Regions from separate parts of the Mus musculus genome. Here region 2 is linked to region 1. The links are chromatin loops, found by intact Hi-C in ENCODE. Cell type or tissue: left cerebral cortex. All regions are shown on one strand. Links, peaks and the distances in the headings refer to the core of each region. The heading gives the core; the rest is flanking DNA.

Region 1 (15,510 bases), core at 8,385-10,884:
TAAGAAACGTTATATTATTTATCAGAGCTATTGTAATGCTTAACATAGTTCATAAATTAAAATATGTACATGTTCTGTGGCCCAGCCAAGTTGATAAATAAAACGAAGCAGCCCACTTTCTTCTGCACGCTTCTCAGAGTTGGGGAATAGATGGCAATGGGGGCAGGGGTAAAGTCAAAAGAAGCTCAGAAGCAGCAACTTGAACTGCACTGTGGCTGTGCCTCTTAACTGAGAAGTGACTCAATGGCGCTAAGCCTCTCTATCCAAAGTGGAGAGAATGGTAGATCCTTTGAGGGCTAGATACGATAACTTATATAGCATTTTGAGCATGGTCCCAAGCCTATAGTCTGCACCAATGAGGGGAAAAGAGTCACTACGGGCATCCAGACTATTATACTATTACACTATGTGTTGTATATGCCCTCAGTATATTCACAAATAGATTCTTTGGGGCATGATGAATTTGTATCTATAATTGCTGCATTTGGGAGGCCTAGACAGGAGCTTTCATGTGAATCAAGCCAGTCTGGACTAACAGAATGAGTTCCAGACCATTCTGTGGTATACAGCAAGGCTTTGCCCTTCCCCCAACCCCTCCCTGAAAAAAAAAGAAAAGAAAAGAAAAAGTAAGAAGAAAGAAGGAGGAGAATGAGGGGAGGAGGAAGAAGAGAATGTGGAGAAGGAAACAGATAAGGGAAGAAGATGAAAGGAGAAGCATGCTTTGGGCTGGAAAGATGAGAGAGGTGGCAAAGGCACTCTCGGGTACACATCAGCGGAGTGGAGGGAGCAGAGAGCGCCTGCTCTGGCTCTCAGAACACTCACGATGTTAGGGGACAGAGCCTCGTGTCACTTGGACACTTAAGGAGCTGATGAAGACTGTTCCAGGAAGCCCACGTCAGTCACAGCAGCACAGGTCCTCACAGTGAACCCTGACTTGCCCCACTATACTGTCACCTGTATTTTCTTTCAGTTATATACTACCATAGCAATGCCACATAACAAGTCACTCAGAATTCGGCAGCTTAAAGCAATAAGCATCATGCACTTGTTAATTAGCTCATTACTCATTCATTCTGCAATATACACAGACTTAAAAATACCACATTGAACATAGTGGATACATGCAATTTTATGTGTCATTTCAAAATTGATTCATTAACTTAATTTCTAAGAAATGTGAAACGTATTACTAGCATTATCCCATTAGTAACAAGGAAAGTGTAAATTAAACAATAAGATCGCTAACATCCACACTCACAGTAAGCAGTAAATTGGCCAACTGAAAATAGACTTAGAAAGATTTTCCTGAAGTATAGGGGAGTGAAGACATCTGTTTCATGATCACACTGTGTCAAAAATAAAATAAAATAGACAAGTTTGTGGCTTTCCACATCAGAATTTACTGACTAACAAATTCACATGCTCATTAATTGATTTGGCAGCCATTTCCACATTTCCCTGATTTCCTTTGATAACTGTTCATTTGCACACACAGATTCTTTTATTCTACCCTTAATTACTAATATTAACTCTCAGGGTACATACTACATACACATCACACTGTAGATAGATAGACACACACTGTAGAAAGACAGATGGGTAGATAGATGACAGGTAAGTAGATAGATAGATAGATAGATAGATAGATAGATAGATAGATAGATGATTGGTAGATGGTAGATAGATAGATAGATAGATAGATAGATAGATAGATAGATAGATAGATATAGTTAATAGAAATAGATAATAGCTGATAGAAATAAATGATGATGATGAAGGTAGATATAGATAACATAAATGATAGATGTAGATGACAGATAAATGATAGATAGATACATAGATAGATAGATGATAGCTATAGAGAGAAGACAGACAGACAGACAGACAGATCCAGAATTCAAGAGTAAAAGAGTAAAAGTAGACTTAAAGGAGCTTAGAGAGGTCTATAATAGTCAATAACTTCACGGGCAGGATTTTTCTGCTATGGTTTTGTTCTTATGGTCCCAAACCACTTTTATAGGGCAACCCCTTTCTGTTTTTAGGGATAATTTATCAGGCTGCCTCATGAGTAGTGTCAGACAGAGGTGTGATTACATGTCCTCCAAGGTGCCAAGTCACCCTGCCTCCACATTTGCACTCAAAATGGTGTCACAAATGCTTGTAATATGAAGGCACCCAGGGCAAAGCAGGGCCCTCAGACACTCTTTTGTCCAATATCAAGTCACTTAGAGCAAAGAAGCTAGATCTCAAATTTTTGCCTGACTGAGTAAAGGATTATGGGAACCTCTGTTTGTTGTTTCCCATTGTCAGTGCTTCCATAGGTAGCAATACAATTGCTTTCTCATGTGGCCTCGGGAGATCCCAGGGCATACACTCCTCAAAGAATTCAAGGGACCAAAACATCTGTACAAACCAGCTCACAGGCATATATCCCAGAGTCTTTAACAAGCCCTGTGAGGCGGAAATGGTCTTTTCCCTTAAGGAGGAGTCCTGGCATTGGTCTCACAGCTGTCCTGTCATTGACATGAGTGACACCTGGTCATCTTTTCATGCATGGTGCAATGATTTCTACTCTTTCAAGGACTCAGCCTTGACACCTACCAAACTTAATCAGACTCCAAAAAAGTTCCGTGTGTGTGTGTGTGTGTGTGTGTGTGTGTTGTGGAAACTGAGAAAGCTGAAGTCAGAGGAATAAGGAGATTAGTCACTGGAAGTTAGGGAGGATGAGGAAGAGGAGGCACAGAAGCCGGTTGGATGAATAGTACTAAAATATACTATATAGGAAAAGTCCTAGTGGTCCACAGCATAGAAGGGAAACTACAGTCCACAATAATTTGTTATATATTTTATAAAGAACTGAAAGAGAAGACTTCGAAGTTTCCCAAGACAAAGAAATGAGCATCCAAGGAGATAGAAGTAGTCATCCTCTGATTTGATTATTACACATTGTGTATCATCATATTCTTGTGTTAAATTACTACACCACAGCCCATAAATATGTGTGGTATTATATATTAATTCAAATAAATATGTAAAGTATTAGAAACATGATTTATGTACATGTATATGAAGTATATGTGTGAGATGTATGGTATGTATCTGATATAATTTTATGTTTGAATATATAATACTTGGGAAATTTTACATATATACTACATGTAATATCATAAGTTTGGTATGGAGAGATGGCTCAGAAGTTAAGAGTACTAGCTGCTCTTCCAAAGATGTAAGTTCAGTTTCAGCACCCACATGGCAGCTTATAACCATCTGTAACTCTAGTTCCAGGGGATCCAATGCCCTCTTCTGGCCTCTGTGTATATAGTGCATAGACACGTGCATAGCCAAACCCCTCATACACATAAAGTAAAACAAAGAAATCTTAAAAAAGAAATACTATAAGTATATAGCTATATTTATATTGAAATATGTGCATTTGAAGTATATGTGAACTAATGTATATATGGTTCAGGATGCAACATGCATATACATGAGCTTCCATGGGTTTGGGGGCAGGTATTTTATTTGGCTTTGGTAGCTGTGAAAGTGGAATCCATGATAAACTTCCCTGAGTTAAACCATATCAACGTGCCATCTTACAAGTCTCAACTGTGCTTTACAAAAAGCCCATGATGTGTAGATAAAATCTTTGCTCAGCACTTGAAGTTTTCATAGCTCTCTATCTTTCAACAAAAGGATCACTGCTGCAGAGCCTGCAGGCCTCATGTGTTCACAATGCAGACTCCATTCTGTTGTAAAGAGAATCTTAAGCACAGGCAGGGGCAGGGTTTACATTCACTCACTTAAAGAAAGAAACTATGTGTATATATAATATATATCAAATATGTAATTAATATATATATACCTAAATATGCTCACAGATACTATATATACATATAATAAAATAAATATTTACAATTTATATCATAAATGAAGTATTTTAATAAATACATTATTTGAAATTTCACAAATCTAAAAGTATATGTGGGGATCTATCTTTGAATATGTTTTGATTAATTTTTTGACAATTCCACACATATGTATGACATATTCTGATTACTCTCTCCCCACACCTCCTCTTATCTCCCTCTGATCTTTATCAACAATTCCCCCTTTACCAAATTCATGGCTTTTGATTTTGTTTGGTGACCCTGGGCTGTCTGTTTGACTGTTGGATTGGAACTACTCAATGATGCTTAGTAGGATCACCAGTGGATGCATCGATAAAAGCAATGGTACCTTCCCTTCTGGAATCTATCCATTACAAATAGTCCAGCAGAGAAGAGTAGAGCCCCTCTTCAATCTGTGTCAAGCTATTGATAAGCCCAGTGCAGGCACCCTAGTTACTCTATGAGTTTATAATTTCAAGGACTGTGTCTTTTCCTGAAGATGGCATTTTATAGCCCTTGTCCCCATCTTATACCTCTTATCTTATTTTTAGCCCTCTTCTGCCATCTTCCCTGCGCTTTAGAGGGGATGGTGTAAATGTCGTGTTTGGGGACCCCCATCACCTTGCCCAATCATGAGTCTCCACATTAAATACAATTCACTGAAAAGGAGTTTCTCTGAAAAGAGTAGAAGTTGTCTATGACTAGAAGCAAATGTTTAGAAAGCAGTTTGATACTATGTCAGTCTAGCTAAACAATAGCATTCATTTCTGCGTTCCATCCTCAGGACCTATGGTCTCCTCCAGCATGGGTTTTGAGCCAGGTTGTAGTACCAGTATAAACTCTTTCCTGGCAAGAGGGCCTCAAATCCAATCAGAGAGAAGTTGGTTACATCCATGACAGTAATGCCATTATTGCACAAGTGAGCACATTGTGCATGGTGGGTTGGTCTAATAGATCACTAGAATCACAGGAAGGTAAGACCATTGATGCCTTTCTCCTCCAGTATCCTACATAGGACCTTTCAGGGCTGTGAATGCCAGCATGGCAAAAGCATCTAGCTCAGTTCCAGCTTTATTTCTTTATATCGAGTTGCCACAGTGCACAGAATCTTCAACAATGAGGTCTTATCATCTAACTCTGAGCAACTAAGAGAAATATCAAGAGCCTGTACTGTGAGGGAGTGACCTTTGAACTCTCCAGCTTGAAACCTCAAAGCCCAGCCACAGTGAGATAAAACCTCCAATAAGTCCAAACCTCCTAATCCTTCCCAAACAGTTCAATCATCCTGGAACTAAGTATTCATGAGCCATTCTCATTCAAAATACCACAAGTAGACGGTTTCCCTGCTACTATTTTCCCATGACCTATCTAGCCACAGGTTTTCAGCCTCATTGACAATGTCAACTACGGCTTCATCTCATGAAGCAGGACTTAAATCCATTCAAAAAATGGTTGGTTACCCCCCCAAAAAAATTCATGCCATTATTGCAACAGCAGGCATATCTTGCCAGGCAAGTCATTATTATAGTGTTCAGGATTCACAACTGGGTGAGTCTGATGATTTCTTTCTCCTCTGGTGGCATGTGTAGCACCTTCCTAAACTATAAAGCTAAACAGTATGAATAAAGCTTTCAGATGAGTATTATCTAGATTTCCTTACGTTCTATTACTCCAGTATATAGACAATAGTGTTTTTAAAGGGTGAAAGTGGAAAAATAGAACAGGAAGGATTAAAAGGGATGGGGAAAGAGATGGCAGGGTAGAGAATATAGGGAGTGACACTAACACTAAAGGCCTTTGGAAAAATTCACATGGAAACATACAACTTGAGAAACGTTCTAATATATATATATATATATATATATATATATATATATATATGTATATATATATATGCACAAAAAATTTAAATGGAGTTTACTTTATAGTAGAGGTACAATACTTCAAATAGATACCATATGATACCAAATAAACCCCAGTACCAGGAATGGGCTACCTCATTTTGAGTTGTTGGCCAATGGGATCACATGCCTCCCCCCCCCCCAAAAAAAATTATAGGCTATTACCAATCCTACTGATTACCATCCAGAACTTCACAGTAAGATCTTATTTCTTCAGATTTCCAAAGTTTTCAATATATTCAATATTCTCACCTTCTAGGTTAGGTTAGCTCAGAATTTGTTTTGATGTTATCGTTGGTGGTGGTAGTGGTAGTGGTGGTGTCCTTGTTCTTGTTCTTGTTACTCTTGCTGTTTTGGCTATTATTGGGCTATTTGGATTGTTTTCCTATTTTCTGTCTTGGTGTGTTTATTATCATTGATGCCTTAAAAAGCTATTGGATTCTGTATGCTAATTTTGTGTCCTGCCACTTTGCTGGAATTCTGGTTGTTGGTTCAGAATTTTCTGGTGACATCTTTAGGGTCTTTATGTCTAGAGTCTTATCACCTGGAAACAGGGGTCCTTTAGCTTCCTCTTTTCCATAATACTGAAAAAAATGTGATTTCTTATTTTTGTGTCAAAGTGGAAACCTAGTTCAATGAAGGTAACTGAAGGTAACTGACCATCACTCCATCCTTGGTAGGCAATATCTCGCTCCTGTATGCTGAGGCACCCTTGGAAGTAACTACCCACCCATAGATCCTAGTGCTTCCAACAGGCTAGCACACAGCTATTTTATAGTGTGTTTCATTTTTAAGAAAACCTGTGTTTTCCACTGGAAGATGCTCCAAATTTTAAAGTAAAGACCAGTGGTTGTGGTTAAAAGCATTCTCAGAAACCTCTTTATAATAGAAACAACCCAGGGTCAGAAAGGCCACTGGAGAAAGGGGAGGATAGAAGGGAATTTGGGGGTTGACAGACAGATAATTATCATTGGAGGAGGGGCTCAAATACAGCTTAATCTTTAAAAACTAAGTTGCTCCCTGCAGACAGGATTGAAGAAATCCCCTATAAATGCTTTTGACCATGTGTCTGACTTGTCTCTATTTTCCCCACAGCCATGGAACTAGGTGTGCAGGAGAAGTTTCTGCTGCAGCCAGCAACAATATCTGTGGAGTCGGCGTAGCATACAACTCCAAGGTGGCAGGTGAGCCAGCCCTGCCCGAGACAGGCACAGCCTGACCTGGGAGCTGTCACATTCTCATCTCCAGTTTGCAGGGCTCAGCACATTTATCCCACTGGGCAGTTCTGAGACCCACAGGTAGAGCAGGCATGGGAAAGTCATTTCATTCTAGCACTCGCACAGAATTCTTTAAACATCAGACACCCCCAAAATAGGCAGAACACACGCCCATAGCTCAAATGTGAATGGATTTTCATAAATGTATGGACCACTCGACCAACAAAACCCACCAAACCCTAAAGACCTCCTCCTCATGACCCTGTGTCCAGGTATTACCCATACCTATCCAACCAAGAGTAACCACAATCTTGTTTTCTGACAGCAGAAAGAAATGACTATCTCAGGTTTTTAACTTGATATTAATGCAAAGTTGCTACTTTAAAGTATTATGTCAATGTCAATAACATTTTTATAGAGAGAACATATTTGTATTTTCAGGTGTGAAGGATTATTTGTAAAGATACTGGGTGGTCTTGAAACTGTTTTATGTGGTCCAACTCATCCTTAAGGAGACCTGATCCACCTGTAGCCTCTTATAAAACACAGCTGCATCGAGTACTTCATGCTTCCTTCCTTACAAGGGTTTTAAGAATGGGAGCAGAAAGTCATTGAGATTTAGGGAGAAAAACAGACAGATAATTTCTTTCCTGGCAATTTAATTGGACCATAAGCCTACTTTGTACTGACACTTGCATTTCTAGAGGCCTAAATAAGGCAAATGGATGCTCTCCAAACCCACCCTTAGCTCTTTTCAGACTGTTTATAGAGACCCCTGACTGGACTGGGTGCAGATTTCACAAAAGACTATGTCTGGGGGCTGGAGGCTGGCTTAGTTGATAAAATACCTACCTTTTAAGTACAAGGACCTGAGTTTGAGTCTCAGAAACCCCATAAAAAATGTCAAGCATTATGAACCACACCAACAATCAGCATGGCATGATAATCCTAACGGTACAGTAGTGGCATGAATACCTTGGTAACCAGCAGCTCTCTGCTTGGACTTAAGGCCTGCTCAACAAGAGGGAAACTGTGCCTGGTACAGGAAACCTAATCAACTATTCAAAGCTAGTGAAGTCGTGAATCTTGAAGGAGAACCTACAACCACTTCACTAAACCATCACAATTCCCAGCTACATCCTAATATTTATCCTTATACACACAGATAAGTGTGGTCCCTATCCCTTACGTAGAAACTTCTCTTTGCAACAGATGGAGACCATAACAGAAATCTTCAACCAACCAAAATGTTGAGCTGTGGATCCCAGTCCCAGTAAATACATCTACAAAGCAACTTGGGCACCTAAGGCTCGGGAAGCATTATGGGACAGAGGGCAGAAAGATTGTAAGAGCCAGAGGGTGAGGGAGTTTCCTGTGAGACTGTCTCTCAGTACTGTCAGAAGCTACACCCATAAAATATCATCAACATGACTTCCTAAACATGAGCTGAACAAGGAAAGCAATAGACATGACAAAGTGGACAGGGGAAAGGCCATAAGGACTCAACCCTACACAAAGAGCTACAGGCAACTAGAATATGCTTAGAATTTGAGAAATTGTCTTCAAAGCTACCAATTTGCTGTTCAATTCCAAATGATCATAGAAGTAACATATATACAAGTAACATTATATGGACTGAGTGGGTTATATTTAGGACTACATGTATAGACATATACATATGTACACATAGCAACAATTAATAAAAAAGGGGGGCCATGCATTTGAAAAAGAGCAAGGAGGGGTACATGAAAGGATTCGGTTGGAGGAAAGGAAAGGGATGGTGCAATTATCTTGAAAAGAAAAATGATCCCGGTATTAGGGACAGGGAGACAGAGGATTCCAGGCATTTCCTGGGCACTTATTCTAGGCTAATTAGTGAGCTCCAAGCCAGTGACACACTGTCCCCAAGGAAATGGATAGTGTTCCTAAAAATAATACCCAAAGTTGTCCACAATCTCCCCAAGTACATGCATGCTTGAACACAAGCAGGCATTTACACACACATGTGTGCACACATACTCAGAAAGAGAGACAAACACATACTCACATGTGCAAACACAGAGAAAGAGATGCGCGCGCGCACACACACACACACACACACACTTGCGCGTTTCTGAAAAAGTTAAGATCAGGGCTCTTCCTTCTTCTCCTTTGCCTGCTTTACTCTTTTTCTCTTTTCCCTGGATGTTTCCTCTAGAAACATCTCAGTTCCCTAACCCCTAGTCCCTGCATTCCCTAAAAGCAAAACCAAAAGCAAGGTAGATAGTCTTCTGTAGCTTCTTCTAGCCTGTAAGCAGCAGGTTGGACATGCCTGTCTGGTCCAATGCGATGCTGTGCCCCATTAGCGTATCAGAAGACAGTGAGGGCTTCTGCTTGAGGAAACACCAAAGTTGGTCAAGAATTGCAAGCAAAACCAGTTTCAGCATCCCCCAGTCATACAAAATTGAGAGGGGAAAATCTTGTATTCATTCAGGCTGATAATCCTGAAAACTGTGTGTGTGTGTGTGTGTGTGTGTGTGTGTGTGTGTGTGTGTGTGTGTGTGTGTGTCCTTTACTAAAAATGAACCAAACTCTTCCAAAGAATTTCCCTTAAGCAATTTTCTATGCTATGGAGGACTAAAGCGCCACCTGGTGATCTACTGAGATAATTGTCGGTCTGTGGTAGTCTGGAGGTGCTTGGTAACATGTTGGTAACTAGTTCTGATAGGAATACTTAGTGAGCCTAGAAAAGGAGAGAAAAGGGCTTGTCGCGGTTTAGTGGCAGAGACTTAGAATCCCAGAACACAGGAGGCTAAATCAGAAGCATCTTGAGTAAGAAACCAGCCTGCGCTGTATATGAAAACAGAAAATAGAGAATGAATCTTCTAAAGGGAGAGGGAGGGAGGGAGGGAGGGAGGGAGGGAGGGAGGGAGGGAGGGAGGGAGGGAGGGAGGGAGGGAGGGAGGGAGGGAGGGAGGGAGGGGGAGAGAGAAAGAGAGAGAGGAGAGACCGCTTCCTGCCTATCCAGCTCTTCAGCTCATAGACTTTGCTTCTGTTTCCTGTTGGTATTCAAGCATTCTTGATGTCATATACAACTGGCCATGAGTTTGTTTCAGTAAATACACACTTTGACACAAGGCTACCAGTCCATCTAGAATCTGCTCTTGTAGATGCAGTGCTAAGTTGACTAGTCTGTTTAGTCTGTTTTCCTCCAAATGGTAAACTGGTGTTGCCAGCACCATCTCTGCAGTAACCCCCACAGACAGTCATGTGTGTATCGTGTGTTGTTTATTAAGTTCCTATATACATGAGTCAATCTCTAGGTAAATTCAGTTTAGATAAAACCATCTAACATATTAATTAGAAAGTATGTCTGGGCATGGCTGCCATGACTGAGGCCATAGCTTCTCCCCTATGCCTCTCAGGCTCAATCAGTTCCTGGAAATACCTCGCAGACACATCCAAAATGATGCTTCAATAATTCCTTACGTATTCCTCCTGCATTAGTCAAGTTGGCCCCTGAAGTCATCCGTGCCATGCATGGCCATTTGATTCTCCCTGAGCAACCACAGTTTCCACAAATGCAGTGTGTGTCTACTTGATCTCCCCTTAGCACTGCAGCATCTAGATCAGAGTGTGGTTCACAGTCTGTGCAAATCCTCCTTGCTGGATAGGAGGGAAGAATGAACAGGAAAGGGAGGAGAGAGAGAGAGAGAGAGAGAGAGAGAGAGAGAGAGAGAGAGAGAGTCAGTCAGTGGACAAACCCACTAAGATACTAATGACCACAGAATGACAGAATGGGGACAGCAGTAGAACTGAGAGATTGGAGACCTGAGGTCAGTGGAATGTCCACCCAGGAGGTAAAACATGTCCTTCTACCAGAACCATCAGCCTCTGCTACTTTGCCTCCTTCAGATCAGTTCCCAGCAATCAGGAGCCTCTCCAGACACTCTCAGCTCATTGCTTCTCAAATACAGCAGAGATGCCAGTCTAGTGAACCCTTTGCACAGTGCCCTGGGACGCTCCATGCAGAACAAAGTACAAGACTATCAGCCAACTTCCTCTGTTGAAAACAGAGTGTGTGACTTTTCCCGGGCTCTCGTTTTCAGAATCTCTAAATACTGGAACCCAAAATGACTCTAAAAGTCCAAATATCTGCAGATACTTGCATAATGACAATTATAAAAACCAATAATAACAATCAACACATTGCCTTTCTGTCAAGCACACTGCAAATCTCGACTCATTTTATGTTCTGTGCAATTCTATCACATTATTATATCTCTATATGACTTGTACTATTATGTCATAACCTTTTGCATGCAAAACTTAAACACAGGAACCGCACATCAGTAAATTGTGAGGTTATTTTGCACCTGGTGTCCCTGATTGGGAAGCTGCCATTCTGCTGAAGTAGCTGAATCAGAGTGGCATTCCGAGCCTCTGTGACCAGAAAGCAGCTCCTTCCTCTTCATTTGTTCACTCAGGGGCATGTGAGACCCTTAAAAATATCTTTAAGGGGTGTCATTCAGGCTCCACTTTCCTGCTCTCCCAGATGGGTCACAACTGGTGGACCCTGGGGAAGGGGACAAAGCAGGAGCTCCCTGGGTTCTGGCATCTGGTTTTAAGGACACAGTTATTCCTGCATTTTCTCCACTCAGCCAGGGAAGGAGGCTGGAAGAATTCTAACCACACTGACTCCTTAAGAGTAATTGTCTAACATGGAGACTGGTGTCCAGGATTATTGCTATAGTCTGGAATTTAAATCATTTCAAAAAGCATCTGAAATTTTAGTTGTTGATAGTCCCTTAGTCACTTCTTTAATATGAATTTCAAAACAAAAAAAAAACAATTTTATTTATTTTGGAACAAGTCCCTTTCTTCAGTGGGTAATTGTGTAAGGAGGTAACCCAATTCCTCTCCTTTTTAAATTTTCACTTTTAGACTGCATTTTACCTGTTCAGCAAAAGGACTGGACTTGAAAGATGATTCAGTAGACGAGCATATAGCCATGTGAGCCTGGTTACCTGAGTTCAGTCCCTAAAACCTAGAAGGGAAGGAGGAAACTGACACCTGAAAGTTGACTGCATGCACATACAAACATGTCTTAGTTAGGGTTTTACTGCTGTAAACAGACACCATGACCAAGGACAACATTTAATTGGGGCTGGCTTACAAATTCAGAGGTTTGGTCCATTATCATCAAAGTAGGAACATGGCAGCATCCAGGCAGACATGAGATAGGAGGAGCTGAGAGTTCTACAACTTTCTAAAGGCAAACAGAAGAAGACTGACTTCTAGGCAGCTATGATAAGGGTCTTAAAGCCCACACCCATGATGACACATTTCCTTCAACAAGGCCACATCTACTCCAACAAGACCACATGCCCTAATAGTGCCACTCCCTGGGCCCACCATATTCAAACCACCACAATACATGATATACACATGCATACATCATACACATTGTGTATGTATATTATACACACACAAACATAATATACATACATACATATATCATACATACATGTACACACATAACATAATGAAAAAGGGAGATTGAGAAAATACTGAAATTTAAAATCTATCAATCATAAATATGTAAATGGACAAAACTAACAAACTTTCCCATTAACATTACTTGCTGATTCGTCAGCGTAGCGCTGCTGAAAGCTCAGGGCAGTGCCCAGCCTTTGGGGTGATGTGGCCTCAGGCCTTCAAACCATTTGTATAGTTCATGGATGTTGTGTAGGTGGGAACCCATGGTGACTAGCAGGTGAGACACCTCTCTCCCTCATTTGAAGACAAGGGTGGAGAATCAAGACCATGTGACATAATTATTCCCACTCTGAGCAGAGTAAAGCGAGGTGGCAGACAGGAAAGTCCTCCACTTGTGCACGGGCTCACAGTTAGTTCCATGACACCTTGGGCTTCCCCAAATAACCCAAAGCAGAGCAGGCCCAGGTGGATCTGCCCTGGGCTGCCTTCCTTCTCAAACCAGAGCAGATGAAACCACACAGGAGATGAGATCACCTTTAGCTGATTTCTTCACCATAAAAAGATAAACGCTTGAGGAGACAGACATGCTCCATCTCATGGTAGCCCACGACGGTGTTCGATTTCAGTGTTAATTAGAAACAAAAGGTAATTTTAAAAACAAATTTAGTAAGGACACTATTGATTGAATTTTAAAACAAATAGTAAGGACACTATTGATCACATAACATGAAACTTCTGTCACCAATGAGTCACTTCCGCTTGGCCATCGCTCTTATTAACCACCTGTTTATACAACACGTTCGGGAGTTTTCTATACTTAGTATCTGGATCTTTTAAGCAAATCAATTAAAGTCGCCATAAGCATCATCAATGATGACTGTTCAGACCCTAAAATCTGGTTGAGTGTGAACTTGCTTCTTAGCCTCTGGGGCTAATATTCATGAGCACAGAAAGTACCAATTATCTGTGCCCAGGTGATATATTATAGCATGCGCTGGTGTCAGATGAGAGCATACCTCTGGAGACAGGAATAGAGAGGGAGGTTCTCCTGAAATCCACTGGGTCCTTGCAGCCCCAGGGCACCAAGTTATACCTTTCTAAATGTGTGGAGCAGGAAAAGACAGAATACCTCTGACCATTAATGAGATGTACAGACCTGGGGGTGGGGGTGGGGGTGAGTTGGGTGAAAATGACAGCTATGCAGCCTGTAGCTGTCCCCACCTATCAAGTCATGTCAACCAGTATAGCATCTTACAGATGTGAAAGCACTGACCCCCCCAGCTCCTCCCACACCTCTCTCTCCCTGTCTTCCACTATCCTCCCATTGCTCACAGAGCACAGGTGACATAGAGACCCTCTCTAACAGACTTCAGGTCACCCTGAGCCTGTGTCTTGGTCACTAATAGTGCTGTCATTTGCAAAATTAATACTGTATCACATTCAATTAATTCATGCCTCCGTCCTCTGGAGGTTAACATGATTAAAAGAAATGCCAAGAGCCTGGCCCCAGAAATATGAATGAGTCTAACCTTCAGTCTGTGACACCCCTACCTCCCTCGATGCTAAAGCTGCCAGATAAATACACATCAGTTTCTGTGTTCTTTCTTGTTCATCACAAAGGGAGCTCATGTCATGGTAAGGTAAGAAGCACACTAAGGAACCAGAGTTGTAAAGAGGAAGAAGGTTCAAGGTGCAGCCGCCTGCCCACACTGACTCTGACAAACCTAGGGCTGCCATCAGCCAGCTGGTGGGACACTCAAGGCCTACTCTGGCCAGTGTTAAGCTTGCCTCACCTTGCTTTTTGCTTTTTAGGGTTGACTGGTCAAGCCTGGATAATTAATACCAGACAAATTCAAAACTGTATGAACTTTCTCCCTAAAACAAGAGAACAACCTGTTTATTTACCACCCACCAAAGCAAACACAATTTCACTTTTTAAAAAATTTCTGTTCAGCTTATTCTGTAGCCCAGTGGTCTCTATATTAAATTGTTGCAGGCCTGCTAGAAATTGACCCAAAATCATGCATATATACATACATACATACATACATACATACATACACGCACATATGTATATTTGTGTGTGTGTTTGTGTGGATGTGTGTTTGTGTGTGTGTTTGTGTTGTGTGTGTTTATGTTAGTGTGTGTGTGTTTGTGTGTGTGTGCTTTGTATGTGTTTGTGTGTGTGTGTGTGTTTGTATGTGTGTGTGTTTGCGTACTTGTATTTGTTTGTGTGTGTATGTTTATGTGTGTGTTTGTGTGTGTGTTTGTGTATGTGTGTTTGTGTGTGTATTTATGTGTGTGTTTGTGTGTCTGTGTTTATGTATTTGTGTGTGTGTGTGTGTGTGTGTGTGTATCTATCACTGAGCTACACCAGTATTTCTTAATGTTTATTTGGAACAAAATCTTAGTAAGTAAACCAACCTGCAGTCTTCCTACTTCACCCCCCTAAGTTGCTTCTCTTAGAGGTGGGCCACTCAGGCCTAAGAGTCTAAAACTAAACAAATTTAAAAGCATATGAACTTTCTCCTTAAAGCAAGAAAATTACAGGCATGCACCACTATGCCCTGCTACATTTCTTAGGTAAATAAATTAGATATAGGTCCATAGCCAAATGTAGTCTTAAGCTTTCTTGAAACACAACTTCTTAAAAGTTCAGATCAAGTCTTCATCTAAATGAACTTCCTCCAAAAGAAAAGATATGAATTCATAATTGAATGTTAGTTGGCATAAATGCGGTGACCTGACTCCAGGGTTAAGGCAGAGGCTGAGGGATTAATGGCTGTCTCTGGCCTTTATTACTTGTTCTGAAACTGTTATTGCTGTTGGAGAGAAAAGACACAGATATAACACACAAACATTCGCTCCTAAGAACCAATCTGGAGGTGAGTATCCAGCATCATGCTGAACCTGGGGGCAGAAGTAAACACGATAATAGCACCCGGGCACCAAAACGCCTTGCTGTCTGATAAGACATAAAGCACTGTTACCCCTGCAGTTGCCTAAAGGGGGTCTGGGAGAAACTTT
Region 2 (15,510 bases), core at 8,519-11,018, 660 kb before region 1:
TACCTATTCTATGAAGGACAAACCTCCTAATAGTGTCACTCCCTGTGGGTCAAGCGTTCAAACCTATGAGTCTATATGGGCCAAACCTATTCAAACCAATATAAGATCCTAGGATTGATTCTGGATCCCCACTTACCAGCTGTATAGGATAATTACTGAAGCTTTATATGGTACAGTTTCCTTATTAGTAAGGGAAATATGATGAATATGATAATAGCAATGATAAAAATGACTGTGAATGTAAAGTGAGGAAATACATGTAAATTGATAGAAAAAGAGCATAATAGATAGCAATAAACAACAAATATACTGTTTTGTCTATTTTTATAAAGTGTTAGATTATTAATACTTTCTTAAACTTGCCAACGAATAAAGAACAGTTGAAGAAAGGACACTCTTTTCCCTAGACACAATAAAAAATAAATGATTTGAAGACAAAGTCAGGGATTCTGCCTGAATCTAATCAGAATGTCTTCATGGTGGCAACACGAGAAGGCTGAGGAGACAATTAGACAATGTGTAGTTGGTCCAGTGGCTTCTTTTGAGTCTAATTGCATGAAGTTCATGGCCATATGGCCACAGGTATAGTTACAAAGTTGGAGGAGGAGGAGGAGGAGGAGGAGGAGGAGGAGGAGGAGGAGGAGGAGGAGGAGGAGGAGGAGAAGGAGAAGAGGGAGAGGGAGAGGGGGAGGGGGAGGGGGAGGGAGAGAGGGAGAGGGAGAAGAGGAAGAGGAAGAGGAAGAGGAAGAGGAAGAGGAAGAAGAAGAAGAAGAAGAAGAAGAAGAAGAAGAAGAAGAAGAAGAAGAAGAAGAAGAAGAAGAAGAAGAAGAAGAAGAAGAAGACGACGACGACGACTGATGTGGTCAGGATGGGCCTTGCAGAGTCAAAGGAGGAGAAATCTCTTGCTGCACCAACCTGCATAGTTGTAATAATGCCTGTGTCATGGGTTACATCTGGAAAGTAAAAATGACTTCCTCTTTTCTTGCCTGGGTACTCACACTTTTACATACCCAGTCAGCCAGACATTGAAAAAGCTTATCCTCTTTATGTATAAAATTCAGCAGGAAATTATAACTGGGCAGAATTTTTACTCTTGAAAATAACTGGGAGAGCAAAACCTTAAGAAGTTATTTATTTTTATAACCTTGTTTATGTTTGTGCCTGCTTGTCTGTATGTGCACTAATGCATACAATGCTTGTGGAGGACAGAAGAGGGAATCTGGTCCCCTAGAAGTAGAGTAACATGCTGATGTTACTGCTCAATGTGGGTCCTGGGAGCAGAGCCTGGGTTCTCTGCAAAAGTAGCAATTACTCTTAACTGCTGACCCATCTCTCTAGCCCACGAAATTTAAAAAGAAATGAAAGGTTGGAAGGAAGGGGAAGAAAATGAAAAAAATATATATGAAAAAAAATGGCTCAGCAGTTAAGAACACATACTTCTCTTCCACAAAACCAGAGTGTGATTCCCAGTACCCATGTTGGGAGTTTCACAACCAACTTTAATTTCAACCCTAGATAGTTCCAGTGTAAGACCCCCTTTCGGGGATCCCCACTCTAGTCTCGGGAGTGTGAGAGCACCCAAAGAAACATGAGGACCCATCTTGTTGTAATTACATGAGGACGTTTAATTACAGAGCTCCGGACCGACATGTATCCCACACAGGAGATAACGGATGCCGGCCACGAGGCTCGAAAGCTAGGGGGTTTTATGGGGTAAGGGGCTTAGGGGTGTGGAATTCAGCATAGCGACCCACTATTGGCTTATTTAAACATTAACAGAAAGATTACATGTACGTGCAGGGTGTCAGAGTTCTGTGAGTTGTTGACTCAGTTCAGATAGCCCTGCTATGTCTTCACAGTCCCCTTTATCTTATGGTCAAGATGTTCCCAGGAATGTTTTAACTACGGGGCATACCCAGGTTTGTTTTTCTCTTTTCTCAGCCCCAGGCAGCCTCTAGGCTCACAAACAACCAGCAATTTCTGAGTACTTTATATGACTTACAGGTCTTGAAATTTCATCTTTCTTTCACCAGCACCTGCAGTCACATGCATATGCCATAACCACCCCCACACCTATAATCAAATAAAAAGAAAATATAGATGTTTTTAAATGCTGCAGATAAAGTTGCAAGAAGACGGTCAGAATTCAGAAACAAAAAGCAGATACTAACTTTGTATTTCTAAATTGGGCTACTCAGAAATGTCCATCACAGACATACAGAAAACACCCATTAGCAACAGAATACACAGTCTTTTGTGCACACAGGATGTTCTCTAGAATGGGTCATGCTAAGTGATAATATAAGTCTGAAGAAACTTGAGAAATGTTAGCAGGTACAAAGTGATAATTGCCTATGTTAGAGAAGAAAAATCTAAAACTAGAAACCTAAATTTTACTTCAGGAAGTTAGAAGAATAAAATAAGCCCCAAGACAAAAAGAAGAAGAAAGTCAAGTTAATAAACAGAGATATACAACCTAGAAAGTAAAAAGATAATAATTAAGAAAGTAAAACTTCTTTGAAAAAACAGAAAATTCCTAGCTAGACTAAGACAGTAAGAGAGAAGACTCAAGTCCATACAGTCAAAGGTGAGAAAATTTACAACTGATTATGGAAATAAAAAGACTAAGAGATCATTGAACCAATACACCAATGAATTGGACTATCCAGAAGAAGCAGATCATATTTTGAAAACATAAAATCTACTAATGCCAAATACTGAAAAACCCATGTGATGGTTAGTATTAATAGTCAACTTGTCAGGATCTAGATTCTCATGGGAAACACCTATATGGAATTGTCTTGATTGCATTAATTTGATGTGGGAAGATGTGGGGCAAGTGAACTGTGCCAGCAGACAGAAGACCTGGTACAGAAACCGCAGGCCAATATCCATAGCAGAAGGGAACAGAGAGAGCCTGGAATTCTACCCACGGCTCTATGGTCAAAAAAAAGGATACTAAGACAATGTCAGGAAAGAGATGGTCTCTAACAGATGACATGAGGAAACACTGATATCTATACTCAGAACAATGAACTTGGGCTATCTTTTATCATGAACAAAATTGAAATAAGTATATTAATTAAGTGCTGAAATTATAAAACTCCCAACACTTTCTAGCATCAGTCTTTACAATGATTTCTTGGGTATGACACTAAAAGTCTAGACAACAAAATAAAACCTAGTCAAGCGTGTTGACATTAGACTAGAACCTTCTATGCAGAAAAATTAACAATTAGCAGAGTTAAAAGAAATCTAAATACTGTAGAATATATTTACCAACTACATCTCTGGAATGGGGTTAGCATACACAACATATAGGGAACACATTAGCAACAAAATCCCCAAAAAACAGGATTGAAAATGTCAAAGAAAATTAATAGAGATTTCATCAAAGAAGACATACATATAGCCAACAGGTGTGTCTTAGTTAAGGTTTTAATGTTGTGAAGAGACACCGTGACCAGGGCAACTCCTATTAAAAAAAACTGTTTAGTTGAGTTTGGCTTACAGTTTATGAGGATTAGTTCATTATCATCATGATAAGAAGCATGGTGGTGTGCAGGCAGACATGGTGCTGGAGAAGGAACTGAGAGTTTTATATCTTGATCTGCAGGCTGTGTGCCACACTGGGTGTAGCTTGAGCATATGTAAGATCTCAAAGCATGCCTTCACAATGACACACTACCTCCAACAAGGCTACATCTACTCCAATAAGACCACACTTCCTAATCATGCTGCTCCCAATGAACAAAGATTCAAACACATGAGTCTACAGGGACCATCCCTATTCAAACCACCATGAGATGTTTGAAATTATCTCATTGTCATTAGCCACCAGGCAAGTGAAAAATAAGATTGCAGTGAGATGTCATTTTGCACTCGTTAAGATGACCATTATCAAATAGTAGAAGTTAGTAGGAGCTGACAAGACTGTGGAACTTGAGCACCGTGTTAGTAGAAATGTAAAATGGTCCAGCTACTATGGTAAATACTATGGGAGCTCTCCATAACTTTAAATCACAGACCTGTCATATGATTTGAGCACACGACATCTAGATCCAAAAGAACCATAATCAGAATCTTTAATTAGTAGCTGTATGGCCATGATCATTGTGGCATTGATAACAAGAACCATAACTCAGAAAACCTAACTGTCCAACAGTAAGTGAAGGAATAAAAACAAGAAGTAGATAGGGAGATAGGCAGATGTACTGACTTTAATATTTTTAAATGTAAACTATAAAATACTATAAAACATAACAAAGTATAAAATAAACTGCTTTAATTGAAGATTATTTTATAATGCCAAATAAAAAGTTTCACTCCTATCTGAAAATGGCTTATTGTGGTTTTAAGAGGAAGTACTATTTTAAGGTAATAATGGCATACATTTGTTTTTATTTATTTATTTATTTATTTATTTATTTATTTATTTACTTATTGACTTTAGTTTCAAAATATCCAAGGCCAAGAAGCGTAATTCACATGTTCATGTAATAAATAACTGATACATTCATTTGGTCTCTTAACAGAGTTGAAATATGATAAACTGAGAATGAAACAATTTTATTTTGTCTTCATAATACATTTGAAAATATGATTAACTACATAGTCTGAACTCAACTCTAAAATCCAAATAAATGCTATAAGTGGTAGAAAATTGTTAAATATCCTTTTAGATATTATAGGAAAAATTATTTAGGACAAAAACTAAATAGAAAATAGAGATTGGAGAGATGAAAGAGTAGGAATTGGGTTATTCCAAAACCAAGAATAGATAAAGTAGCTTTTTGAAGGTCTTATAGGTTTTACAAACTACTTAATTTAATACTAATTAAAAACATGCATTTAAAGGGGAGTTTGAGTCCTGCAGCTACTTTTCAGGGTGGACAATGTTGTTCCCAGAAGACAGGTATCAGATGAAAATCTCAGTTGCAGACACAGGATAATAGCCTTCAAGTTGTTGGTTAGGGAGGCCCCAGGGACATCCAAGATAACAACACAGACTACTGATAGTGTTCTTGCACTTATACAACTCGGTAGTAAGACCCTACTGGTGAAGGCACCATTCACTTTGGATACAGACATAGAGAAATAAACTTTGACTGACCTGGAAGCTTTCTTCAGGCTACTTTACACAGTACCATAAGGTTCTATGGAAGATGTTAGGGCATCAATGTCACTAATGATCCATCCAGTCCTGTGGATCCATGCAACAACAGTAATGTGCCTGGCAAGATGTGACCACCAGTGCAACAAGGACATGAAAGGTATGGAAGTAACCAACCGGTATTTGATTGGATGTGAGGTCTGCTCCACAGGAGAGATAGGCACTAGGGGGAGGAATGGGATGCCTTCTGTTGTTGTTTTGCTAAATGGTCATGTCAAACTGACAATGAAGGTAGGTAACACCTTGCTCTGACACCTTTAGTCATATTTATTTTCCTAGACAGAGCAATGACAAATTATCTGATGATTGGTGGCAGCAGCATGCAAAGGTATACTTGAATATTTAAGTAGTGTCAGCATGGGCTCAGAAAGGCCCGGTCTAGATGGCATGATCAATACTATATTATCTTATAGGATTGTACTGAAAAGATTTAGATACCTTGTTTTATAGGATAAAGAAGACATAATAGAGTTCTCAAAAATTGATTAAAAACTGTAAATATTAAAGTCTATTTTCAATGCCCTTATTTAGAGGCTAAAGAGAGAATTAGGGTTGACTAGAATACCAGGAAGTCTGATAAGGTAGAGAAGGCTGAGACCTGGAGACTTGGGTGGGCACACAACCTGAGACTTAGGCAACTCCCTGCTCCCTGCCAGATTCCTGACCTGAAACACCTGCCATGCTCCTCACATAAAAGACTCGTGTCCTTTGGTCACATAGGCCCAAACCAGAGTTCTCCATGCTAATAAGATACCTTGAGGCCCGGAGGGCTTAGCCAATGAGCTTTTCTTCCTTCCCACACGTTCCTCCCTGCAAAGGGTATTTAACCTCAGGTCTACCCTGAGAAGTAGGTATGGTACTTTATGTATCCACTTTTCACCATGAACAACCAAAAACTGTTTAGAATCATGGATTGTCTCTTTCATCAAGATCTGCCATGGGGAGCCATGGAAAAGGCATTTGACTACAGGGCCCCAGCTTAATTCTCCAGTGGAAGGCCTCTCTGCACTCCCAGCCACAGCTCAAGCCTGCCTCTGCCAAGCTAAAACAATCACCTCTAGGACAAGAGGGAGCTCCCATTCCCCGCCGCTCCCTACCCTGGCCCAGGCTGGATGCTGTCCTCAGTCCACGACCTGACTCTGCTCTCTGCTCTTCTGCAACTCGCAGAAGCACCTGGATATCCCAAGGGTCTGGAACCCCATAGCCCTGGCCTTGTCACAGGCCCGGGCACCCCCAAACGAGCTCCAGCTCTCCCACATCTCAGACTGTGTTTTCCCACCCCGAGGGGTTGGCAGCATGAGATAAGCACAGTCAAACTTCCCGAGTTCCACCTCTCCAAGATGCCGCTTGGACTCAACTTGTACCGACACAGGACTAACAATCCTAGCTTATAGGATCAGAGTCTAGATAGTCCCACAATAGTCTCTGAAGGCTGGAGAGCTGAGAAAAATGAAATTTCAAGAAGCAGGAAGCTTCTCATGGAGGATCAATCATGCAGTCCTTGTGGGATGCTGAAGACCCTCGTCACTGGGGCAAAGCCACAATCATGTCTGAAGAATCTTGGATTGGAGACAACCTGTAGACAACCTGTAGACAACCTGTAGTCTGTAGACAACCGCAAAAGCAAAAAGCTCCTGGCCAGAAAGCTTTCACTCAAGAAGTGAAGCGTGCCTGCACACCCACAAGCTTTGCACATAGTCCATGTTTCTGCTCCAGCTGGGCTCCCAGCCTATTGCCTGGTGCAGCCTACACCCAGGGTGGGTTTTTCCCACTCAGTGATTGTCCCTCCCCCACCACTAATACTCTCTGGAAACTTCCTCATGAGCATGCTCCAATTGTAACTCACTCTTTTTGTAGGCACTTCTCAAGCTGGTCATGTTGACAACCAAGATTAAATGACAGAGAAAACAGAGGACTGAGAACCAAGCAAGAAAGTTTGTCCCTTTTGGAGGAAAAAGAACTGACAGACAGTCTTGATGACAAACGAGGTCAGACTTACTAGTATGTCATGAATAGTTCCTGCAAGATTAGGGTACAGGAGGGAAGGGTGCTGAATGGCAAGAAGCAATTGGCAGACTGAGAAGTCTAGCAGGGCTGGAGAGACAGCTCAGCAGTTAAGAGCACTGCTGCTCTTCCAGAGGACTTGGGTTCAGAGTCCAGAACCCTCTCAGAACTAGGGAACTCCAGTTCCAGGGAATTCTGGCTTCTGAGGGCACAGCATGCACATGGTGCATAGAAATACTTTGAGACAAAAACCCAGGCCCATAAAGTAAAAATGAATAAATCTTAAAAAAAAAAAACAACCAAAACCCTGCATAGCCCAGTCTAAAGCAAAAAGAAAGCAAAGTCAATATTGATTTAATCTTCAAGTTCATCTAGAAGACACAGAATCAATAGAAATACCCAGAAAGTATCTGAAGAGAAACAGCAGTAAAAAGAATATGTTTTTACTAACATAAAAAATAAAGAATGATAAACATTAAAATCAAGTTGCTCGGGCTGAAAATGTAACAAGCGGATCAATAACGTGAGTGGGTTCTATATAACAGCAGCGACCCATATATAACACCAGATCGATAACACCAGGGACCTTCAAAACCTCAGATGCTCAAAATGTAACAAGGGAACAGCCTAAAAGATCCATACAGCAGCACAGAGAAAAGATGGGATTCTTGCTCGCTTTATGCATGCAAATTGCATCCAGCCAACAGGAAGGAGCGGGGTACAACAACGTGGTGATAATCTAACCACTAACTAGAGAAGCAGGAATGAATTTTTCTATCACTGGGAGGACAACATTTCCTTTTGCTTCAAAGTCTTGGAAGACATTACAATCCCTCTGCTTGTGCCAGTGGACAGCTACAAATTAGGCACAGAGAGCAGATGTACACCTTAAAATTGCATTCTAGGCATGTCTGAACTGTGGGGTTGAAACCTGAAGGCTTAAAATAGTATTTGTCAAACTGGAATTAGTAGATTGACCAATTGCTTTAGAATCTCTCTGGGTACGGGAAATGGGATAAATTTCCCCACAAGATACAATCTGAAACCACCACAGAGCTTACCCTAAACATACTGAACGAAGATCTCTGTCTTAGATGTGCAAAATCAAATACATCTCAGACTTAAAAATAAGTAGCAAATGTCTGCCTGAGCGGTCAGTGAGCTAATCTCAGCCTTTTCAGCTTCTGCGAGTGACACTTGGATTCTGTCAGTCAAGGTGCTGCTTGTGTGAATGGATCATCAGAGAGATGCCAAGGCCCTCTTCCTGCATACACTGTGCTATTTCTGTTTGTAAACAAGGGACTGGAGATGGAACTGTATTTAGTGAGATTTTTTTTCCCTAGTGTGTGATGTAAGCTGATATGCTAAAATGTGAGTGATCTACATAATTCAGGACAGGGAGAGAGTTCTATTCTCCCCCTATCCACACCTTAAAATTATCCTTAAAGAGAAAATGCCACAAAATCACACACTGATGAAAATCTATTCTAAACCTATACACCAATGCACTTTAGCCTTACAGAGAAGTGAAAGTTTAATGGTATGTTTGCAGATTCACAGTGCACCTAAACTCCTGGAATTCACCCTGTCAAATTTTCAGATACAATAAAAATACCTTCAGTTACCTGAAAAGCTTGGATTTTCTTCATATATATTGGTGAAGGCAACTGAATGGTTGAAGTGATGGCTCAGGAGTCAAGAGCCCTCATTGCTCTTGCAGAGATTCAGGGTTTGGTCCTCAGCACCTACAGGGCAGTTTACCGTCATCCAGAACTTCAGCTCCAGAGGCTCAGATGTGCATTTTTGATCTCCACAGCTACCAGGAATGTATGTAATGCAAGCAAAACACCCCCACAAATAAAAACAAAGCAAGCAAACAGAAATGCTCCCAAACACAATAATGAGACAGATTGAATTGTGGAATCAGATATGAAATCTCTCTCTCTCCTCTCTCTCCATATATATGCATATCCATTCTTTCAATATGTTAGGTAATATATAGTTATATATAATGATATATATGTATATATGTACATATATGTGTATATATGTACACATATGTGTATATATGTACATATATGTGTATATATGTACATATATGTGTATATATGTATATATGCATATATATGCACATAAAACCTCAAGGCATATATTACACTTTTTTTAATAATTTTACAATTTGGAGAACAATATTCTTATTTAAATTATTTACATTTATATGGGATTAATTGTTGTTACTCTCCTACATAAACAAATAAGAACTTTTTCCAAGTTCCTAATTACAGTATCACTGATAATGTTATATATATGCTCCATGCAAAGGTACTTGGAGGGCTGGTGAGATGGCTCAGTGGGTTAGAGCACCCGACTGCTCTTCCAAAGGTCCGGAGTTCAAATCCCAGCAACCACATGGTGGCTCACAACCATCCATTAAGGAGATCTGACTCCCTCTTCTGGAGTGTCTGAAGACAGCTACAGTGTACTTACACATAATAAATAAATGAATCTAAAAAAAAAAAAAAAAAAAAAAGGTACTTGGAGTCCTCAATTTTTCAGTGTAAAAGAACAAAGTTTGGAGAATTGAATTGAGAGCTCATAATATGAAATCTACATCTTACCAGCAGATGGCACCACAAACACATAAAACCTAAACTTGAGGCTTTGGTTAAGGTGGAAATGTAAGAGATTTACATACATCAGTTGCAAATGAGATCTAGCTTTCCCCAAAGGAGATTCTTCTCTGCCTTTGGTTGCTCTTTATGTGAAAAGGAAACTGCCTTAAGTGGCCTGCAGATTACTCTGAGAGTGGGCAGAGATGCCTCACTAATCATACTCACCCCAGTGCCCATAAACTAATTATCTCCTTGGCCAAATCCATAGACTGACTGTATCTCAGAGCGATGTCTCTCTGCATGGTAGCCATGCAGTATGGTCAGACATGTCAGTTCCCTAGCATCACAGAGAGCTGTACAATAGAACCCAGAATTTACTCCTTGGGGAATGTGTTCTAAGAAACCACATTATTCCAACGATATATGCACGTGCCTCTCCTGCTGTGACATCACAGATTGCTGTAAGTTGAGTTTAGAGGATTCTCTTTCCTAACCAGCCTTGCAATCTCTAAAATGTGTCTTTCTCTTCTGTGTATCAATGACAGCATACTCCAACATAACTTGTCCATCTTGACTCTCTGTATCTGTGCACTGTGGAAGTTAATGTCATTTCTACAGGGAGACCTAACTCTGGAGCAGACCTGCTTCCATTAACCTTTCTAAGTTCCTGTTTTGCACACAAATCCCCTTTGCTGTATTGACTCAAGCTTGCTATTTTTCCCTCCAGATTTTAATGTCTCTGCTTTTCTGGAGGGAATCCCCATGTCTCGTGCTGACTTAGTGTCTCAGCCTTGCTCCAAATGATTCACACTCCTTTTCTATCCACCAGTAGATGAGAAAATGCAGTACGGTTCCTATGGAATGTTGGAGGGACATGCAATGGCCTAGCATGGCTACTACATTGCAGTCTCTCCCATCCCACCCCACTTTCCAGGCATTCAAGTAAACCAGCTTGATCAGGGAGCTTTAGGTGGCCGAGTTCCAAAATCTGCTCCGACAGATTGTTTCTGGGTTTCTGCAGTGACAGCCTCCTACTCTCAACTCTGCCCAAGAATGCCTGAGACCCAACCATTTTTTTTTTTTTAACTTTCACTAGAAGCTGACTGGCAGGTGCATTGGTGAGCAATGTGCTGCATTTGTGGGAGGTTTCAGAGATATGCAGAGGTCCACAGACGTGGAGTGGTACTGCAGTAGAGTCATAGCAGTGCCACTTCTCTTTGATCCTGGCCACCTTCCATGACACTTGCTCTAGCCTGCACCATCCCTTTATTCTTGTCGCCTCTTCCTCCAACCCCTCATCCCTCCCTTTTGAGAAGAAACACCATTTCTCCCATCCCTTCTGCAGTACAGAGGCCCCCAAACCATCTCTCATGGTGCACACCAAGTTTTTTCTTTAAGTTAAAATGCCGTGATCTCTCTGTGTGTTCATTAATCTTCACTGTGATTAAGGGTGTGGAAGCAGCCAGCACCTGACTGTGGTGTGTATAGGAGGGGTCTCTGGCAGGAGATTATGATCAGCTACAGTGACCCCGATAGCATTTCCGTGACTGAATGCAGGCAGCTTCAAAAGCACACACACACACACACACACACACACACACACACAGAGAGAGAGAGAGAGAGAGAGAGACCAGGAGAGACATATGCACACACTCTCTTTCTCTGGCCCCTACACCAACCACCGTGAGACTCTGCTAACAGGAAGACCACCACTGATAGCCCTAGGACTGAGAGCTAAAATCAATGTATGAGTCAGTGGTATTGTGCTAGTATGCAAAAAGGAAAAGAAAAAGAAATGTGTACAAAGAGCTTTTAGCCCAACAAATAATGACTAGCTTTCCCCCATCTCCTCCTCCATAGGTTATATGTGGTGCAGTACAGGATAGTCTCAAACTCACTACGTAGGCCAGAGTGGCATTGAACTAACATTCATCCAGTCTTAGCCTCCTGATGCTGCTATCACCACTAAACTCAGGAAAAAACAGATTTTCCTTTATATATTTGGAATTGCAGTTTCTCTTAAATTTGGCTTCCTGACTATCAAAGTCAAGAATTTTTACAGGACTGATGTGTTCAGGGGGTGATGACAGAGGGCACAGAGACAACCAAAAGCTCTAGAGATCGCCCGAATGCTTCTCAGCTCTGATGGCCAACAGGCTTTTATTTCTCTAGGTGCTGGCAGGATTTATGTCAACTTGCCACAAGCTGAGAGGAGTGACCCTCAACTGAGAAAGTGCTTTTATAAGGCTGGGCTGTAGGCAAGCCATTAGGGCGTTTACTTAATTCATGACTGATGTGGGAGGGTCAGGTCCATTATGGGTGGGGCTACCCCTGAGCTAGTGGTCCTGGGTTCTATAAGATGGCAGACTGAGCAAACCTCAGGGAGAGAACAAGAGCCCCTAAAAAGCACTCTTCCATGGCCTCTGAATTAACTCCTGCCTCTAAGATTCTTCCCTGTTTGGGCTCCTGCCCTGACTTCTATCAGTGATGGACTATGATGTGTGTGAGCCAAAGAACACTTTCCTTTCACAACTTGCTTTTGGTTATGGTGTTTCATCACCACAATGGGAACACCAACTAAGACACTCAAGGACATTCTAGGACAGTGGGTCTCAACCTTCCTAACATTATGACTCTTTAATACAGTTCCTCATGTTGTAGTGACCCCTAATCATAAAGTTTTTTTTTGTTGCTACTTCATAACTGTAATTTTGCTATGAATCATGATCTAAATACTTTTTGGAGATAGAAGTTTGCCAAAGGGGTCTTGGCCCACAGGCTGAGAACCACTGCTCTAGGAGACTGTGGCTAGATCATGTTTAGATACATATCTGATTGTTTAAGAAGCTGCTCTATTTTTTCCGAAGCTATGCTTTTAAAAAACATATTTATCAGTATGTGTGTGAGGGTGTGGGGTCTAGTTTTTCCAAGGTCTAGACATTGAGTAATGCAAAGTGTTACTGCGAGAAACTGAAGAGCTAAAGCAGAGGAGACAGGCACTGTTTTATGGATCAGAGAATCAATAATGTTAACTTGATAATTCTCCCCCAAACTGGTTTACAGTCAAAAGCCCAGAATTTTTTTTTATTATAAAATAAGTTACTAAACTGCTTCTAGAATCATATGTGGGAGGCTAGCATGGATAAATGGATAAATGGATAAATGCTGTTTCTGCCTAGCCAATTGATCTTAGACTCCTGCAGGTTTTCTTCTGAACTCCACATACACAATACACACACATACACACACACACACACACACACACACACACACACACACATACACACACACACACCACTACACACACCATATCACACACAGACCACACCACATACACATCACACCACACCACACTACACATACATCACACTACACATGCATACGCAAGCGCGCACACACACACACACACACACACACACACAAATTAAATGTAATTTTTAAAGTATGTAAAATTATATGGGAAGACAAAAGCCTTCGTATAGTAAAAGCATTTGGGGAAGAACGAAGAGAGGGATAACACCATTTAACTACCAATGACCGCTCCTCCTGCACACGTGTGGTCTGAGTGCAGTAGGCCTTGACTCTCCAGGTGATTCTCCATTGGAAACCATTGGATTTGTAAGAAACACATTTCACCAAAACTCTAGGGGGCACCACAGGCTGGTGGCTGACTAAAGAATTATACTTGCATATAAATAGACAACCAGGCAGGCTTTCTGAAACCATTTTCCCCCTTCCACAAAATCAGATGCCCCAGGTGAAAACAAGAGCATAAATGACTTAAGAGTGATGGATTTGACAGCTGGTAGTATTGTTTTCTTGCAAAACAATACTCCCACGAGCCTGAAGCAAGGCTGAGCCAGAACCTGACCTTGCTGCCACTAAGGAAATTATCTAGGGTGGAGCCTTCCTCCCTAGATCACTCTATTGTTCAGCCATTGTCGCTGTTCCTCTTCAAGATACTGCTACCTGCTGAGAGGCGCCCCCCCCCCCCCACCATCTATTCCAGAGACTTCGCCCTATCCTGCACATCATCACCTGCAGCTGGTTCCAGGCTCCAAGGATGATTGGCAGGAATGGGCCTTCCTCTTCCTTTATAAAGCGTGTCCGCCATTAAACATTTGAACCTTGAGCAGACTAGTTGTCTTGGTTCCATTATTTCTCAACCCGCCTAGGCTCCCTCTTTTCTTTCAGTTCCAAGATGCCTTCCAGGCTCGAACCCAGACATGAGAGCCGCAGGCCGGCCCCAACATATGAGGATTGGAAACATTCATGGTTTCTGAGTCTGTATTGACTCTCCCTCTTAGAAGGAATATGCATCTTTTGAAAAGTTGAAAACAATCTGGGTGGTTTCCAGAACGTCAGACTTGCCAGGAGCCTTTAAACTCTTCTGAGAGCGCTCCCACATCCCGCACACTCTCTGTTTTAGTCACCGTGCATTACCTCCAATCCAAGCTTAACGCTCCAATCCCAGCGTTCAGTTCCCCAGGCAGGGAAAGTGACTCCCACTCTGTCATTGGAAAAAGAGCCTCCCTCCTGGAGACCTGCAACATCAGTCCCTGCCACTTTGGAAGGGAACTTGATATGCTCACACACACACACACACACACACCTCCCCCACACTCCGCCCAGGTCATCATAGCCAGACCAACTGATACATTTTGTGTCCCAGGGCCCCACCTTTGGTTGAATGGTTACTGGCAGTGCTTGCGTGTGGAGAAAGGGCTTATAATTGCATATTAAATGAACTGGAAGTGAGTTTGGGAGAAAGGTCATTTTTATCATTTTCTTGCCTTTGTTCCAAGTACTGTCTGGGGCAGAGCATGCATGGCATACAGTTGCTGATGGAGGTGAATGCGTCTGTGCACGTGTTCAGGAATGGTTCACGTTATTGAGTCATTATGTGATACTGTGAATAGATTATCTACGAACTCTTGTCTCTGAGTTGATTCCTCTCTCTGCTTTGCCACCGCCTCCTTCTCCTCTCATTTTTTCCTTTGATGCTTTTTCCTTTGCATTCCTCCTCCACTTCCTTTGTCTCCTCCTCCTCTTCCTCTCTCTCACTCACCCTCTCTCTCTCCCCTCCCTCCTTCCTTCTCTCCCTTCCCTTCCTCCCTCTCCCCTTCCACTATGTTGTCTAAACTAGGCTTGAACTCAAGATTCTCCTCTCTGCCTCCGAATGCTGGCATTACAGTCCTGCATCACCACACCCCACCCTGGGCTCTCCCTAACTCTTAAATGTAAAGGAATAGCTTTAACTTTCCAACCTATTCCTTCCCCTTTCCTCCCCTCCCTTCTTCCCTCTTTTCCTTCCTTTTCTTTTCCTCCTCTGTCTTTCTTATATATATGGATGTTTATAAATACATGCAATGAGAAGACTAAAGTAATGTTGAACATATTGAAGATTTGGCAAGTACTTCAATGTGACCTGCACATATTGCCTCTTATTGGCCACAAAGCCACACACACACAGTCTGTTACTTTGATTTATCAACCTACAATCATAACCAAACAAGAAATTTCCTTCAGTAGTTTAGTGATGACAAAGAAATAATTTGCTTCTATATACATGTATGAATCCTTTGTGTATGTGTGTATGTATGAGTGTGTATACCTGTATGTGTATGAGCAGACATCTATGTGCACTCCTTTGGGGGACAGAAGTCTATGTCAGAAATCTTTCTCAATCTCTCTACCTTATTTTTTGATTTTTTTTGAGGC

Evidence for each region. Peaks named below come from ENCODE experiments on the same cell type or tissue, not always from the same donor. Only the 100,000 strongest peaks of a DNase experiment are listed, where the experiment ranks them.
Region 2: a loop joins it to region 1, with 9 times the contacts of the local background. A loop is called at or near these places in 33 of 42 quality-filtered maps.

What each region holds. Positions count from the first base shown.
Region 1 is chr2:143,767,018-143,782,527 of GRCm38, forward strand. Pcsk2 (proprotein convertase subtilisin/kexin type 2) reads left to right here. Exons shown (of 12, transcript NM_008792.4): 7 at 6,884-6,972. All of the region lies in intron 2 of Pcsk2os2 (proprotein convertase subtilisin/kexin type 2, opposite strand 2), which reads right to left. Among named protein-coding and RNA genes, the nearest start is that of Pcsk2os2, 14 kb to the right of the region's middle. In left cerebral cortex, for the core only: a CTCF peak has its summit at 9,643 (motif pointing left); a DNase peak (open chromatin) is centred at 9,623.
Region 2 is chr2:143,104,134-143,119,643 of GRCm38, forward strand. No RefSeq gene overlaps it. Among named protein-coding and RNA genes, the nearest start is that of Otor, 33 kb to the left of the region's middle. In left cerebral cortex, for the core only: a CTCF peak has its summit at 9,802 (motif pointing right); DNase peaks (open chromatin) are centred at 9,824 and 10,787; H3K27ac peaks cover 980 bases.